Regions from separate parts of the Homo sapiens genome. Here region 2 is linked to region 1. Evidence: read pairs that join two places in POLR2A ChIA-PET (ENCODE). Cell type or tissue: GM12878. All regions are shown on one strand. Each heading gives the region's core, and the rest is flanking DNA. Links, peaks and the distances in the headings are about the cores only. Region 1 has its middle 14 kb from the start of DSE. Region 2 overlaps DSE (dermatan sulfate epimerase).

What was found. ChIA-PET counts read pairs that join two places held together with the same protein. Peaks named below come from ENCODE experiments on the same cell type or tissue, not always from the same donor. Only the 100,000 strongest peaks of a DNase experiment are listed, where the experiment ranks them.
Region 2: POLR2A ChIA-PET joins it to region 1 with 5 read pairs; 6 of 35 experiments call an interaction of 5 or more read pairs at or near these places.

The regions. Positions count from the first base shown.
Region 1 is chr6:116,352,095-116,361,985 of GRCh38, reverse strand. It overlaps a transcript of DSE not described here. Among named protein-coding and RNA genes, the nearest start is that of DSE, 14 kb to the left of the region's middle. RefSeq lists an enhancer at 9,149-9,258. In GM12878, for the core only: no CTCF peak of the experiment used is centred there; no DNase peak of the experiment used is centred there; H3K27ac peaks cover 153 bases.
Region 2 is chr6:116,406,255-116,414,254 of GRCh38, reverse strand. All of the region lies in intron 2 of DSE (dermatan sulfate epimerase), which reads right to left. Among named protein-coding and RNA genes, the nearest start is that of DSE, 39 kb to the right of the region's middle. RefSeq lists a silencer at 7,962-8,000. In GM12878, for the core only: no CTCF peak of the experiment used is centred there; DNase peaks (open chromatin) are centred at 4,284 and 5,624; H3K4me3 peaks cover 1,830 bases; H3K27ac peaks cover 6,128 bases.

The DNA of each region.
Region 1 (9,891 bases), core at 1,062-9,061:
CAAAATATGTATATAATACAATACATAGTCTAGATAATTTTCATCAGAAGGAGGATGATAGAATAGCTCTATTTTGTAGCTTCAGATACGACTCACGTTTGTTGTGAGTCCCTTTTCATTAATCAGTTGATGACATAATGCATTAAACAGGAACTTTTTGAGAAGTACTATTGTGATAGTACATTTGCTAAATATAAGCTTCTTTATTTTTCAGTAAAAATCAAGGATTTATTTGATGGTTAATGTGTTTCTACTGGATAAGACTAAATAAGAGTTTGGAGAGCAGCCAGAGGCTTATGAGATACACACACACACAAATTTTTCTTTCCAGAGATGGGGTCTTGCTCTGTTGCCCAGGCTGGAGTACAGTGGCAGGATCATAGCTCACTACAACCTCAAACTCCTGGGCTCAAGTGATACTCTCACCTTAGCCTCCTGAGCAGCTGGGACTGTAGATGTGCACCATCACACCCAGCTCTCTTGAGATATTTTAAAAGAATCTTACAAATTGTGAGTCCAGGAATAATTCTGGAAAACAATCTGATTATTTTGTAAATCTCAAAAAAGCTCATTAAGCCATATAAACTAAGAAGCTATGGGTATTTCTTGATGTTAAAACTTATATTCGGCCGGGTGCAGTGGCTCACACCTGTAATCCCAGCACTTTGGGAGGCTGAGGCAGGCAGATCACAAGGTCAGGAGTTTGACACCAGCCTGCCCAACATGGTGAAACCCCACCTCTACTAAAAGTAGAAAAAGTTACCCAGGCGTGGTGGCGTACACCTGTAATCGCAGCTACTGGGGAGGCTAAGGCAGAAGAATCGCCTGAACCCAGGAAGCGGAGGTTGTGGTCAGCCGAGATCACGCCACTCCAGCCTGGGCAACAGAGCGAGACTCCATCTCAAAAAAAACAAAAACAAAACAAAAAACTTCAGTTACATAATTTTAAAATCTCTTTTAATATTAGAATATAAATGGCTCTATGATAAAAATTATAGATGTCATTTTCCTCAAATTTTACAATAATAGCTGTAAAAAATGGCATCTTAAAAAATGTATCCCAAATCATCAGAACTCTGACCAGTGAATTTAATTGTCATGCAGTCAGCACAAATATTAGCACATAAAAGCAGAAAACTCAACTCATAGTTTTTCTTTTCTCCCCAAGGCATGCAAGGCATTAAAAAAAAATTAAAAATGTCAAATTCATCACAGAGGAATAAGTAACTGAAGAATCAAAATTAACTATCATCTTTAAAGTGCTGGGGCTTAATAGGAAAGTTATTAAAAGTGGTATTTGAGCATCTGACTTTATTAGAATTATGATGCGGCCAACGTGGCGACCTTTTCCAAATTTATGTACATATTAAGTATCCACACTAATGTTACAAAGGGACTGAGAGTTAACACTAAATTGGTAAATTCATTCAAATATTCATGCTCTATTTAAAGAGGGATAATGGTGTGACCTTTATTTTCAAGTCTTTTAAAAACTAGCTTTTGAATATTTTCCCCATGTTTCAATAAGTAAAATTACCAGGAAATTACAAATGAAATATTAAAATACATGTCAAGATATGACTTTTTTTCCAGATGCAGATGCAGATAAATATTCCTTACCTTTTTCAAAATTTTTAAAAATTTTAAGTTCCAGGGTACATGTGCAGGATGTGTTTTGTGACATAGGTAAATGTGTGCCATGGTGGTTTGCTGCACCTATCAACCCATCACCTAGGTATTAAGCCCAGCATCCATTAGCTGTGTTTCCTGATGCTCTCCCTCCCCTGTCACCCACAGGCCCCAGTGTGTGTTGTTCTCCTCCCTGTGTTCTTATCATTCAGCTCCTACTTATAAGTGAGAACATGCGGTGTTTGGTTTTCTGTTCCTGCGTTAGTTTGCTGAGGATAATGACTCCATCCATGACTCTGCAAAGGACATGATCTTGTTCCTTTTTATAGCTGCATAGTATTCCATGGTGTAATATACCTTCTCTTTAAGCAAGTTTTTAAGTAAAACAATTTTGTGGGGAATCATTTGAAAATAATGTTGCCATATGAACTGTGCTTTCTTTGGATGCTACTAAGAATGACTATGGCTTAACAAACTAACCTAAGAGATCTTGCCTCACAAGTCAACAGATGCCATTTGGTGAGTAAAATGAGCTACATCAACACTCAGAACGATAGATGAGCTAGCATATGCTTGAAAAGTAATGGAAGTATTATAGATTCCTAATTTGTAATAATATTGCAAAGCCTATCTGTTTCCACTTAACCATATTACCTGTCCTATACACTGTACTGAAATTAATGATCTGTATTACAGTTTTTATTCTGAGTGTGAAAGAATAATACTAACTTTTATTTATCCCTGATCTATCAGCTGTCGTTCTCTGAAATTTAAACCTAGACAAGAAGCTTCTGAATTTTACTAATATTAAAACAGTATTTGCTATATATAGGAAACAAAAGCTATATAACTACAGTAGCTGAACTAAAATTATAAATAGGAAGAAAAGTATATTTAAATTTGATCATAGATGGTTGACAACAATTACTAAAATCCTTAAGACTTATGATTACCCCCTTTTCTAATCTACCGTTAAAAAAATAATAGTATGGAGGTTTAGAAGGAGGAAGTTGTGAAAGATATCATAGAGGCAAACCTACAAATGCTTGTATAGTAAGTGTTCCCTATTTAGTCTAGCATGAAATCATAAGAATTGTTATGTACTCTAATAATCTATTTCTGAGAGTTCCCTTAAGGCAGATTTTCTTCAAACCTTTTCTTTAAACTAAAACTAATATGGATAGGCAGATGATAAATAGGAAGATAGACAATAAAGATATAGAAATATATATATATTAAAGTTTCAGAAGTCAATGTTTCTATTTTTTATTTCAGTCTATTTCATTAAAAAAGAAAGAGAATTTGATCAACCAAATAGATTTCAAGACCCACTAATAGATTGCAACTTGAAGCTTAAAAACATTGCACTGAGGTTACTGTGTATGTGTAGAGAGATACTGTTCATGTTTACTTTCAAAGTTTAAGGGTATAGACCTCTAAGAACTATGAAACTGAAATAATGACTTCTGAATGCTTTCTAACCTACATAAATCTGACTGATAAACACAATAAAGCATCAAGAAGATGGCTTGATGCTTTAGCCAAACAAAAGGCAAAAGTAGAGCCAACTTTGATTAAATTCAAACACCTTGTGGCATTTAGAGGCATGCTCATATTGGCAGGAGAAGGAAACTGTAGCAAATAGATAAGGTTTAAAGCAATACACTATCTTTGTTTGTCCAAGGACCACGTAGCTCTTCCAATAGGAAGATCATTTGTTTATGAGGCACAACAAGAAATTCTGCAGTAGTTGGAGTTGTAAGGCACCTGAGGTTCCCCACAGCCTAGAAGCTATCAGCTCATCAACGAAAAGGTCCACCTGGTTGATCTGGAGTCTTCAGTTCCTGCCACTGGGAAGGATACTTCCAAGAACTGCATTTTCTACCCTACACCTGGCATATTCCATCACCACTTTGTCTTAGATTTTTATTAATTAAAGAATAACTCTTCCCCTCAACAAAGCTCCATTTATAAATAATTGTATGGCACTAGTATTTATGCCAATGTAGGCTGCAGTCTGCTATTACAGATGGTAGTGATATTATATCTCCAAACATGACATTTTCATTTATTACTATTCACAAAGTGAATGTCATTGCCCTAGATCTCTATGATCAGAAACAGTCAGTAGCAGAAAAAACAAACAAACAAAAAAATCACCTACAAGTCATGTAGGAAAGAGACTCATGATCAGGAATTTTTGCTGCATTGGATACCAGGCTTTGAAGAAAGGCAAAGAAGACTTGCCTGCCTTCTTCCAGCAGCAAGGATTCAACTAGACAGTAAAGGACTGAAATTGAAAGTATTTCTGTGACCTGTTCTAAGAAATCATTAAAAAATCAGATTTATTCACATACTCTTATTTGCCTAGGGACATTTTAATTTATCAGTGACTTGGGTTAATTACTCCCTATAAATTCTATACTTGACAGATCAGCTTAAACTTGAGGCATTCAGAAGGAAATACATCAAAATGCAACAGACATGGGCCGGGCATTTCTATGCATCTGCACTGACTTTGAAAAATACACACACACGTGCGCACGCGGATTTTAATACATTTTGGGACATATATGCATGAATCTCAACTGGCTTGGAATCATTGGGGAAAGTAGATCCTTTGCACCCTTCAGAGCAGCAAATATTTCTGTGGTAGGGGAAGTAGTTTCTAAATATTTTGGATGCTTACCAATAACACTATTAAAGTTCTTACATATTTTATTAAAAGATGAGAAAGAAGAAAAACAATTTTTTGGCTTAAAATAACTGTTATATAAGCAAGGCTCTGCTGATGCCATGCAAAAAGATAACTTTTTTTTTTTTTTGAGATGGAGTCTCGCTCTGTCACCCAGGCTGGAGTGCAGTGGCGCGGTGTCGGCTCACTGCAAGCTCTGCCTCCTGGGTTCATGCCTTTCTCCTGCCTCAGCCTCCTGTGTAGCTGGGACCACAGGTGCCCACTACCATGCCCGGCTAATTTTTTGTATTTTTAGTAGAGACGGGGTTTCACCGTGTTAGCCAGGATGGTCTCGATCTCCTGACCTCGTCATCCACCCGCCTTGGCCTCCCAAAGTGCTGGGATTACAGGCTTGAGCCACCGTGCCCGGCTGATAACTTGTTTTTGTGGCTAAAGGGCATGAGCCAGGGAGGGGCTCACCACCCATCAACACTTGATCCTTCTAACTAGTACTGGAGAAGAAGAAACATTGTTCTCTGGATGCCAGAGAAAACCAGAATGTTAGTAAACATGCGGGTGGGAGAAATATTATTAGTGAATGTCACACTACTCAAATAAGTAGAATTTGTTTTTTGGAACCATATTTTGCAAAGATACTAAGGCCTCACTTAAACCATAGCTCCGTGTGGAGGCAAAACTAATAATGTGAGATGGTGAAAAGAGGAGGCATCTGCTTAAGGGCATGACTATGGTTCTGTAGTAATGAATTTGGACGCATTAGTTATGCAAACAGAATCTGGTGAGCAGAGACTACAGCAGGGGCTATGAGTGGTGAGGCTTTCTATGCCTCAGAATTCTAGGAATCCTAAAACACTCAGTGTGGCTACTGTCGCCAAAGACAAGCAGCACGGGAGGGAGAAGCTAGCATTGGATGGAAATCCAGAGTTGTGGGATTCGGGAATACCCTGGCTCTACCAACAACTCAGGTTACCAGAATAAGTCACTTTACCAATGGGGTACCTGTTTCGTCATTCGCAAAGTGAGATAATTGTTTCATCTACAAGATTCCTATAACTTTAAAATTTTATGACTCAAAGTTCCTGAGCTATGGAACCTATGCCTTCTAGATCAAAATTGTCCAGTAGAAATATAATGTAAGCCACTTATGTAACTTTAAATGCTTTATTGCCACATTAAAATATGTTTTTAAAAAGATGAAATTAGGTCTTATAATACTTTTATGTAACCCCCTATGTCCAAAACATTATGGTTTTAGTGTAAGTCTTTGAAATCTTGACTAGCTATGCATACTTCAAGTGGCCAATAGCCACATGTGCCTAGTGGCTACTGTCTACCATATTAGATATCATAGCTTTAGGCAGTTGTGTAAAGTTCACAGGATGGGAGCAGGAGCTACATTTCTCTTTGATGCTCTGAGCCATAGTTCCAAAAACTAGAACTATTTACCAAAATTACTGGAGGAACTTAAAAATGTCTGAGCCCACCCCATTACCTTGGCCATGGATCATGTCTTATATCTCTCTAGATAAATCGGAAGTGCAGCCTGTCCATACCAATCTACAGGACAGCGTTTAAAAGCCTCTTCACTCTGAGCTAACAGCCTTCATGCCATTCAGGGGTGGGTTGAATAAGGGAAGCAATAGTCATGTGGTTAGCATCCTCTTCAGGGATCCTCCAGATAGTTATTGGGCGAACTATGTTTTGTCTAGTATGTGAGCTGGAAGATTTCAACACTAATTCTATGACAGTGTAATTGTCTTGTTATTGAAGGCTATTTAACTTTTTCAAGTTAAAATGTGTTAAAGAACAATGAGCAAATGTAAAACAAAGGAGGTCAGATTGTACTTTGCCAGGATGTGTCCACTTGTTGCCTTGATGGAGCTGCAGCTGTAGTTATAGATCTGCTTTTGAGCCTGCTTAGTATTTGCATTGTAGACTGGTTGCTCACAATCTTCCTAGGACTGATTCTCACCTTTGAGTGTCTGCAATTTAGTATTAACAGATTAGTTGAGATAACATATCAAATTGAGCAGTCCCATAATGCTTTTATTTTACTGACATGAAAGAAGCGGGTATATGTATTGGAAAATTCGCTTTTAGACTTCTGAAATCATTTAAGCATGGACAAAGGAAGCTACTCTACTAGGGCACAAAACAGAAATTAGGCTAAATGAGCCCTAGCCAGCATTATCCTAAAAGGAAAGGAAATAGGAGTCTGTGGCCTAATTGGAGTAGAAGGCTTAAAAGTATCAGCTGAAAAACAATTGGTAAATAAGCAGTAACCTGAGGCTCTACAGTCTGGTCATACCTGAAGTGCTCAAATTAGAAGAATGTGAAGGTTTGAGGAAGGTACACAGAAATTGTGAGTCTCATATAATGCTGGGGGAAGTATAAATTGGTACAATACTTTGAGAGAGGATTCGGAGGACAAATATGTAACAAATCTTTAAAAGGTATGTAAATTTGCATCCAGCAATTCCACTCCTTAGAATATATGCACGTATGTGTGAAACTGTATGTATGCAAAGTTGTTCAACATGGTGTTGTTTAAATTAGCAAAATACTGAAAACAACTCAAGTGTCCAATAATAAAAATGCTTAAATGAATTACGCATATAGGTATGTGTGCCTTTATATATGTATGTGTCTATGTAAAAATGTGTAGTGTGTATTATATATGTGAATGAGTACAGTGAAATTGACACCAGTGTCAAATTTGGCGTATTTCCATGGAAAGCACATTTCATTAAAAAGCCAATTACAGATTGGCTTTTTATAAAACCTGTCACTATTTTATTATAAAACCTGTCACTATTTTATTATAAAAAGTAATGTAAAACATGTCACTATTTTATTATAAAAAGTAATGTAACCAAAAAATATAATTACAGGAAAAACTGTGGGAAAATAAACAGAAAATTATAATTTTTATATAGATGTTATAAGAATGCAAGTAATTTTCATTTCATTTACATAATTATGAACATGGATTTCATGTTTCTGCCCAGTGGGGTCTGTTTTCAGATTAGACCCATTCTGAAGATAAATCACCTCACCAAAAGCCAGAAAATACCATCCTTTCCTTAGATGGGAAAAGCAAGTTTCTTGAGCCCCTTCCCATTTTGACAGAGTTGTAACTGAAGTGCTTGTAAGGCCAGATTGTATGACAATTCCATGAGCTTCCTGGTTCCCTTACTGTACAAACCCTCCACCCACTCTCCCTTAAAATAACTCATGCCTTTTGAGACAGCATGAGGGGGTGACTCTGTTTCTTATACCAGAAAAAAGAGCCCGACTCAAGAACAATGACTGACCTCCAGAGCAGTTGTAAGGTCCACATGAGGTTATGTTGTCTAAGCTCCTAGTAGCACATAACACACAACAGGCTTTCAATAAATATTACTTACTGTTATCCCATCTCCTTAAAAATTTTAAAGGGATTTTGCTCATTAGAGTTATATAGTCTGGGTCAACATTTACTTAACAAATCTCTAATCCTTGCCTCATATATCAAGGACCTGAACTAATATTATTCTTTTTTTCTTTAAGAGAAAGACTATATTTCAGGAAATACTATATCCAAGTATTGCTGTAGATATAGGTGTACATTTGGAAGCCATCTGAAGTCTAGATTTTTGAAAGTGGTGTCATATCACTCTTTAAAAGTAGATAGGCATTATAATTCAGTATCTGAAGACTGCTTGCCTCTACTCTAAAATATTTTCTAAGAGTCTCAGTATATGACATAGGAGTATGTTTAGATTGATTATAAGATTTTTTTAAATTTAAAATAATTACCAAATTGTTTTACATCAGCCATTAAAGCTCACAAAAACCAAACATCTTTATAGACAATCTCTCATCAAATGAGAACAGTTATAAAATAAGCTAGATATCTGTCTGAATCCCCTTATGTGACAACAGTAAGTGTCCAATGGTTGGAGACAGTCAGATCTATGATCAAGTAACAGCTGTGCAATGTATTTGTTCCATAACCTTAAGCAAATTTACTTAGCCTCCCCAAATCTCAGTTTTCTGGGAATATCAATGCCTCATCTTTTGAGAGTATAAGGATGAGAGATAAAGAATGTAAAGTGTTGGACACAATGCTAGGAAGTGTAAATGCTCAATGGTAGCTAGTATTATTATGATTGAAACAAAGTTTATTTAAAGAACCTTACTGAGAAACCTTTATAAGATTTTTCTGGAAATTAAGAAGGCACTCATGAAGAAAGATATTTATTCCAAGTAACTATCTATCACATAAACAGATTTATTTGGAATACTACAAAGGAAAATATCCCTTAATTTTCCACCCAATATTACCTAACACACACATGCACAATTCCATCATGACTACTCCCCCTTAGCAGTCTTTTCATTTTTCCAGAGCAAAAGTAGGACATAAAGTTCCTTCTCATGAACCAGAAGTTAGAGGTCATCATCAGTTCATTTGGAAAAATATCCATCAGTGTTTATACACACACAGACCCACACACACAAACACACATTTACTCCTATGTATATTTTAACTATAAATTAGTAAAGACCTAGATTTTAATAGTTAGCTAACATAAATGAATGAGGTAGTGGGGAAGCCCAACCACTTATGACCACAAGACTCATATCTCTCTCTTACCCTATTAAGGGACTGTTATAAGTCCCTGATGGACTTGTCTGACAAACACATTCCACAGTCATACAAATCATTCATTCTGGAAGAGAGAAAGAGAGAGAGGAAGGAGGAGGGGGGAAGGAGAAAGAAACGAGGAAAGAAAGGAAGACTTCACGTGTGGGGCATGTACGTGGGGTGGGCTGGAAAGCTAGGTGAGTTTTGGAAAGCCTATTTTTTGCCCACCCAGAGCTTGCCCAGACTTGCCCTAAGGCTGTGTTGCAAAATGGGTAATGATTTCTCTGCCAGGTCTGTTATTGGAATGAGTAAACTCTCAGACCTAACATTTTTTTTTTCTTGGCCATCTTACTCCTTCAACACAAACATCTGAGGCTGTGGTGGTTTTAAAAAGCATCCCAAAGTTCCTGTTTTTTATTTCTCAATTTCTTGATGTTTACTATCCAGTTCAAGAGCTACTGACCTCTGCCTCACCCAGCACTAACCCTGTGGATTTTAAGTCCTTATGCTTGGAGAACCACTGCTCCAAGCACAACTAGCCTCCATTCAGAGTCTAGAAATTAGGATCAATAACCTATGCAAATTCAGCACCATATTGAGAGATTCTTCTGGAGCAGGTATTTTATCATTTGAGGAATCCTTGTGTTTGGAGAACCCTTGTGATCAAGAGAAAAAATGGTTCTGACCAGCCATTTTAGTTGAATTGATTCTTGGATGCAGGAACAGGATAAGTTAAGGTCTGAAAGGACTGGTTGTACCAAGGAGGCCATGAGTAGATAGATAATAGTTGACTAGCTCACACAAATATATGGAGAGTGGTGATTCTAAAAAAGTATAAACACTTAAAATCAAGAAATGTTATAGCTAGACATCTAATTGGTTCCTTTCATTTACATATTTACAGGCAGAATTGAGGTTCAGAGATATTAACTAACTT
Region 2 (8,000 bases), core at 1-8,000, 53 kb before region 1:
AGCAGCTTAGGATGGTCTCTCCTTCAGAGAGCCTCCAGAAGGAATGAAGCCTATTGATATCTTGATTTCAGACTTCTAGCTTCCAGAACTGAGAGAGAATAAATTTCTGTTGGTTTAAGCCACCTAGTCTATGGTATTTTGTTACAGCAGCCCTAGCAACAAATACACCGACACTAAAAAACCTGACCGGCCATTGCTGCCACCTCGTACACTCCCCATCATCTTCCTGTCGCTGCCTGAACACTCAGTTACTCCCATTTACTTGAAAGAGCACTTGCCTAATATTCTGAGAACACGGCAGGCAAAAGGGCAAAGAATTACTTGAGGAATGAAGTTTCAAAATAATGAGGGACACTTTTTCACAATGGGAAAAACCGTAGTCAAATCACCAATTTTTGCTGCCCTCATGGTGGGAAAACATCAAATCCAAAGTGAGGTAGGCCTGGAGGAGCTAGCATACGTGAAATGATATTTTGCTGTCTCTTAGAGTACGGTTAATATATTTACCCACTATTTCTGCTTTTAATGTTTTATGAATAATTTTCTTTGATAATTTGATTTTTAAAGGTTTTGCTGAAATTATGCAGAGCTTCATAAAATCCAGAGGCCTTTTTAAAACAGTGAATGAACTGTGGCTGATTTTACTCTGGGTGCAGTAGGAAATAATGCTCTGCACAGTTTATTCCATTCAGCCCCGGAAACCTGACATATAATCATTAATCACAGGCCTGTACTGTTTCTTAATGAAATAAAGATGCTTCCCAATACATTTTGAGAATAAGCATTCTAAACACTAGAATTATAGAATAAAGAGGGCATCTTAAAGAGTGGAATGGTCTCCACAGTGGAGATGTCCAAGAAAGGATATTGGGTAGGGATTCTCTGGAAAAAATTTTGTATTTATCAGAATGCTAGGCAGGGCTTTCAAACTATAAATATACTGTGAAATGAATATAATGGGTTGCAATCAGCATATTTTTAACGGAATGAAATAGAAAATGAGGACAAGGCATAATTTAAATGCAAGGGCTATCTCATGAAACATTTATTTATATATTTATATATGTAAAGTTGAAGTTATGTGTGCATCAGCTTGTGCGTCCACTGCACTACTATTTACAACAGCAAAAACACAGAATCAACCTAGGTGCCCATCAATGGTGGATAAAGAAAATGTGGTACATATACATTATGGAATACTAGGCAGGCATAGAAAAGAATGAAATCACATCCGTCGCAGCAACATGGAGCTAGAGGCCATTATCCTAAGCAAAGTAATGCAGACACAGAAAACCAAATACCACAATACCGCATGTTCTCACTAGTAAGTGGGAGCTAAACATTGGGTACACATGGACATACAGGAACAAAAGACAGTGGGGACTACTAGATGGGGGAGGGAGGGAGGGAAACAAGGGTTGAGAAACTTCCTATTGAGTATTATGCTTACTACCTGGGTGTCAGGATAAATTGAATCCCAAATTGCAGCATCACACAATATACATACTATGGAACTGCACATGTACCCCCTAAATCTAAAAGTTGAAATAAAAATAAACAGTGTAATAAAATTAGAAACAAAAATAAAATTAAAAACTAGAAACAAATAAAAAAAGTTATGTCTGTACTGGGTTGTTTGTTACTGTAGGTCACAGTGAAAAAGTTTCAAAGCCACTGTCTTAGAGGGTAAATGTGATCCAAAATAAGCCACCCATCAGAGGCATGCTGCTGGCATGGAGGGCTGCTTCAGTGGGAGGAGCTGTGTTGAAATCCAGGCTGCCCAGGCACTTCCCAGCAGAGGGTCTGGAGCCAGGACTAAGACAAAATTCTCACTGTGAGATCATCAGGAGGAACCCAGGAGATCAGAGAAGTTCAGAATGTTCAAAGTAGAGGGCAGATGGTGTTGTATGAAGGGGGCAGGCATGAAGACACTAAATGGGCTCAGTCAATTCAGGAAGGAAAGCATAATTTGTCATGGTGTGGAAAAAAAAAAACAAGAAAAACATCCCTTGACCTCCAAAACAATTTTGTTTGTCTTTGAAGCCACTTACATTCAAGAGAAATAATGAAATAATGCCTGTGACAACACCCTGAACCCATAATATTTATTTTTTGTCCTGGGAATACAGTTTCAAAGAATATGTCTTTAAAAAGTAATTTGGCAGTACAGTGGATAAAAGTTAATTTAGAACTTTTCTTTGTGAATCATAAAAAATGTTGTGGGGTATAGTTATCTCCTATGTTGCCAAAAAAACAGAATAAATAAATTAAAATTATGAGCCAAACTTGTGAGCTAACTTCAATATGCCCCAGGCATTAAACACATTCCCCAGTTTTAGATCTAGAGTTACTGCTATACTGAAAATAAAAGTTGACCCCAAATGCTGAATGTAATCATATTGTCCCAACTTCTCTGACCAAGTTACAGGTTATAGTAGAAAAGCAGAAGGCAAAAGATTCAAACTGGTTTCAGTAATACTTTAAAATATTTCTCATATCAACAGGCTCTTGGAAAAAGGTAAAATAGTAAACTTCATGTGGTTTCTAGAAATTATGATTTAGAATGGGAAGATGCTGAAGTTAATATAAAATATTAGCAATACATACAGATTTTATTTATTCTTATCTCTTCATTTCCCAATTTTTTTCTTGTAATACTGAACTCACTGTAAATGAATCACAGATATGAACTAAAAATTGCTCACTAAGTTGTTACAAGCCCTAATAGCTATCTACACTTCATCAGGAACCTTTTTTCTTTTTCAACTTGAGAAGCAGCAGCACGACTCACTCAAGCTGATGCCCTCCTCCCAGAGTGCAGCCTGCACAATGTTTCTTTGGCTTCAGCTCCAGAAAGTGATTTGAGGACACCCACGTGGCTGCAGTGCTGTATCAGCACCTCGATTTCTCATTCTTCCAGCTATTCTTCATTTATTTATTGTAGCAGGATAATTTGAACTAAATACGATCTCCTTTGGACTTTCTGCATTTTTCTATCATCAACAGAAAGGATATATATTGTACCTGAAAGCATATTTCATATTGGATATATTTTTTTATGACTGAGACACACACACGCACAACACACACACACATACACACACCCATTCTTAAGTTACAGTGTACCACTGGCAAACAGGAAGCAGCTAAAAATAAAGCTTGAGAGATATAAATTGGATATCTCCTCTTGGGCCCACAGGCACTTCAATTCTGTATATCCAAATCCAAACCTTTATTATTTATAGCATTCCTCAATAGCTCCAAGTATTAGAAGCCCACTGAGAGATCCCACCATCCCATAAAGAAAATTCTTTGTCTCCTTTGGCCCTCAAATACAACTGTCAAGTCTTATGAATGCTAATTATTTATTACTGGAACTTGTCAATTATTTCCTATTCTAGGTTTTCATTTAGATAAACACCAAAGGCCTACTTGACTTCCTGGTTTGACATTGGCAATCTACTCCCACAACAAGATTCTTCTTCTTCTTTTTTTTTTTTTTTTTTTTTTTTTTTTTTTTTGAGACAGAGTCTCGCTCTGTCGCCCAGGCTGGAGTGCAGTGGAGCGATCTTGGCTCACTGTAAGCTCTGCCTCCTGGGTTCACGCCATTCTCCTGCCTCAGCCTCCCCAGTAGCTGGGACTACAGGCGTGTGTCACCACACCCAGCTAATTTTTTTGTATTTTTAGTAGAGACAGGGTTTCACCGTGTTAGCCATGATGGTCTCGATCTCCTGACCTTGTGATCCGCCTGCCTCTGCCTACCAAAGTGCTGAGATTACAGGCGTGAGCCACCACGCTCGGCCTGTAGATTTTTTTTGAAGCCTTAAAAGACATTTAAAAAATGAGCAAGATTAAATGATAATGCCTAGAGATGCACATTTGGATGAACTATAAGGGAACACAAGGACATGACGCCTGTAGGCACTGGGGCATCAGGGTAGTCTTTGTGGGAAGGGAGGGAACTGGGACTGGGATGTGGCCCATGAAGGGGCTTCAGGGAGTGACTGGCAAAGTCCTATTTCTTGACCTGTGTTGTACTTACCAGGGTGTTTGCGTCAAAATACTTTATCAGCTACACATTTATTCATATAATATTCTACTTTTATTTTTCAATGAAAAGGTTAACGTACATACATAAATCTGATCATGTCACTGCCCTGTTACACCTTTCAGTGGCTTCACAGTACTTGTAAAAAAAAGTCCAAGCTCCTTTATATAGTAGACAAGGCCTGGCAGCATCTGGCTCTCTACCCAAAGCCTCAACACTTGCTAGTTTCCTCCCTACACTAAATTTTCAGTTCCTCAAAAGCACTCTGCTTTCTTTTATCTCCAGGCCTTTGTACAGCAGCTACTTGTGCTTGAACAGTCAAGCACGGCTCCTTTTTCCCCTTCACGTGGCTGGTTCCTATCTGTCCTTCAGGACTCAGCAGGAAAGCCTTCCCTGACACTCCAATGTTGGGCAAAGTATTCCTAGATCTTCCCATTACACACTGTAGTTTCCCAGTCACAGCACTTATCCCACTACTAGTATTAATATGCTAATAGTATTAGTATTTATATCTTCCATAGACCAACAACTCCAGGCAAAAGAGATACATAACACGTCTTGAAATTTTTGTATCTCCAATGCCTAATAAAATACCCAGAACAGAGCAAGTATACAATAAACTTATATTGGCCGGGCGTGTTGGCTCACGCCTGTAATCCCAGCACTTTGGGAGGCCAAGGTGGGCGGATCATGAGGTCAGGAGATCGAGACCATCCTGGCTAACATGGTGAAACCCCGTCTCTACTAAAAAAATACAAAAAATTAGCCAGGCGTGGTGGTGGGCACCTGTAGTCCGAGCCTACTCGGGAGGCTGAGGCAGGAGAATGGCATGAACCCAGGAGGCGGAGCTTGCAGTGAGCCAAGATCACACCACTGCACTCCAGCCTGGGCGACAGAGCGAGACTCTGTCTCCAAAAAACAAAAAAACAAAAAAACAAATACAGTAAACTTATATAAAGTGAATATGTGCATACATTTATCGATAAATGAAAATTGCCTTTGGCATCAATTTATAAGAACACAAAATATAAGTGAAGTAATAAAGATAACAATAATAGTTAACACATTATGCTATGTACTGTTTCATTAACTAATCCTTCATAGTATGAAGTATATATCATATATATCCCCAAATTACAAATGAGGAAACTGAGCCACAGAGAAGTCAAGTAACATTCTCAAGGTCACACAGCTCATAAATGTAATTGGAACACTGGCAGACTGGCTCCACAGTCCTTGCTCTTAATTCCAACAAACTATCGCCTCCCCTTGCTTAACAGCACCGCCATTCATTTCAAAGACTGAAGCAGGTGGCTTTAAAGTGAATAAAAACAAAACTCTGTTGTAGTTACCTGATAAGGAGCACACATGGACATTACATGCATGTAAGAAGATGAACACCAAAATTCAAGGGATCAGGGAGGAGAGAAGGCCAGGTGCAGGAGGAATACTTCAAAGACCAGGTAATCTGAGATTCTCTGCTGAGCTATGCACCAAGATGTCAAATCCTGACATTCTTCCTACTGGCCTCCAAGTACGTCAAAGGTACAGTGTCTCTGTGATTACAGGCTGACAGACAAACGGCTGATGACAGGCACGTCTTCAGAGTGAAAGTGAGACCAGATAAGTAGGAGCAGCCACAGTACGCAGGGCACCAAATCAGTTTCAAAGTTGTATACAGATCCAGGACTTCTGCTCTCAGTAAGCTTAGACTCTCAATAAAAATAAGACAGATTATTCATTCATTCATCCATCCATTCATTCAATATAATTAATTAGTGTCTTTGTGGCAGGTATACCATATGTGGCTCTTGGAACCCCGAAAAATGCTGGGGCTACCCTCAATAAGCTTATGTGCCAGTAGAGGAGACAAATAAACCAAGAATTGCAGTGCAGGCAAAACAACCTATAACAGTTTTGCATGGGTTCCTTGGAACATATGAATCACACTGGAGGGTGGGTATAGAAGATGGAATCTGGAAATTTTCTAGAAAGAAGTTTCTTTGGAGCCGAATCTAGAAGATGTACACTCCTGGTCAGAAAACCAGGCAACCCAGTTATGACTGCAAACCAATGAATTAAATAAAAAGTAACTATAGGAATTGGGTTGGATGAGGGGCTAGAGAACATGTAATGGTGGAAGAAGTTAAGGTGGATCATACAGTCTGGATAGGGTTGGAGAGAAAGGTGGAAGACAAGGTATAAATCAGTCTGTAGGCAGAAAGGCCAGCTCAGGGCTGATCTGCAAACTCATTACTGCCCAAACTGAAGGCAGAGTTGAAAATACCAGTGCCACATGGTCCAACTGGACCACTGGGAAGACCACACATAAATACCTATCAGTGAAAAGCTTTAAAACAATAAAAATCACAAAATTCTAGAAAAAAATGTAAAAAATCTCTAAGCTCTGGATGGGTGAAAATAGATTGATCTTTTTTATTTATCAAAGGTACTTTTTCCTGAAGAGCTCACTTACATTCAAAAATGACAGAATCACCAATAGCAAAATGCATTCGTAGAGTGGCAAGAGTGAAGAACAGAGCAAGGGGAGGGAAGAGAAAAATGACTATGGGTAAATAATGAGCATAGTAGCAGCAGTGAAGCCACAGAACAAGAAGAAGTGGAAGACAGTGAATTTGTAAGAATGAGCAGATATGGCCAAGAGGTCCTAAAAGTTATAGTAATAACTATACACCAAGATACCTGCTAAGGTTATCTATGAGCCCTTGCAGTGTAATAGGGACAGAGAACTTTGAAAGTCATCTGTCCATACAGTTGGCAGTATCAACAAAGTGAGACAAATAAAGTAGATAGAAGAAATAGAGTGACACAAAAAGACATGTAAAAAAGTGAACCATCTTTTCTCTCCCACAAACCACTCTCTCCTCCCCATATTCTCCATCTCATTTGAGTATCAATATGCAACCAGTCACCCAGGGCCATCATTTATGCCTCCCTCTCCCTTACAATTTAAGTTTTAGTACATCTAAGAATCATATAGAGGACTTGTTAAAAATGCAGGTTCTGTGGCCTACTCCAAGAAGATATGATTCAGTGAGTCTGGGCGAAACCCAGGAATCTGTCTTTTTAAGGATACCCAATATGGTGAAAGACTCACACTTTAAGAAAGAGTGTCCTATATCTGATCAATCTCTGTGTAGATTTTCAGTCTTATATGTCTCTTAAATTTATACTTTCTTCTCCCCACCCTCACTGTTTTAACTGTGGTCTTCATTTCCCTCCTACACTAATATTATAAGCTTCTAACCGTTTCTTTTTTCCTGAGTCATTCCTTCCAAGCCATCCTAAACAGAAAGCTTTCTAAACCACAGGCTTATGTGGGATAAGCAATGATCTGGCCCCCGACTATGGTATCTCCTCCTGTGCTGTCCAGAACTCGCATGTTGACACTGGAAAGGAAAAGGAAAGATGGATGAGAGAGACTGTGGTAAGCATGACTGAAATGTGTTCCCTTAATGGACATGGCAGAAGGAGACAAAGAAGTAAAAAAGCCATTCTTAAGATACCTAAGGTAAAAGGAACTACCCAGCTTTATAAAGGACTCCATGAACATACTCATGTCATTATTACTCTCAAGTTATCATTAGCATGAACTTAATGTCAGCAAGACCCTACATCTTAAGTGGTGTTAGGCGTGAATATTTCATCCAAAAAATAAAGCCAACTTTTAAAAAGTGATTATGAAGTATCAATGAAAGAGAATACAGACATACATGCGGCACTTGCCAACTAACATTTTCCCTTATGATAATGAGGCAAGACATCCACAAAATTCAAACATCATGCTTGCCAGATTTTTATGTTAGAAAAATTTAAGACCCAGATTGTAAAGACTACATGAAACTTAATATATTCATGTTGCCTTTGTTCATATGGGGTGAGGGGCACTGATTTATACCCCAATTAAAGAGGGACGAGAACTCCTCTGGCC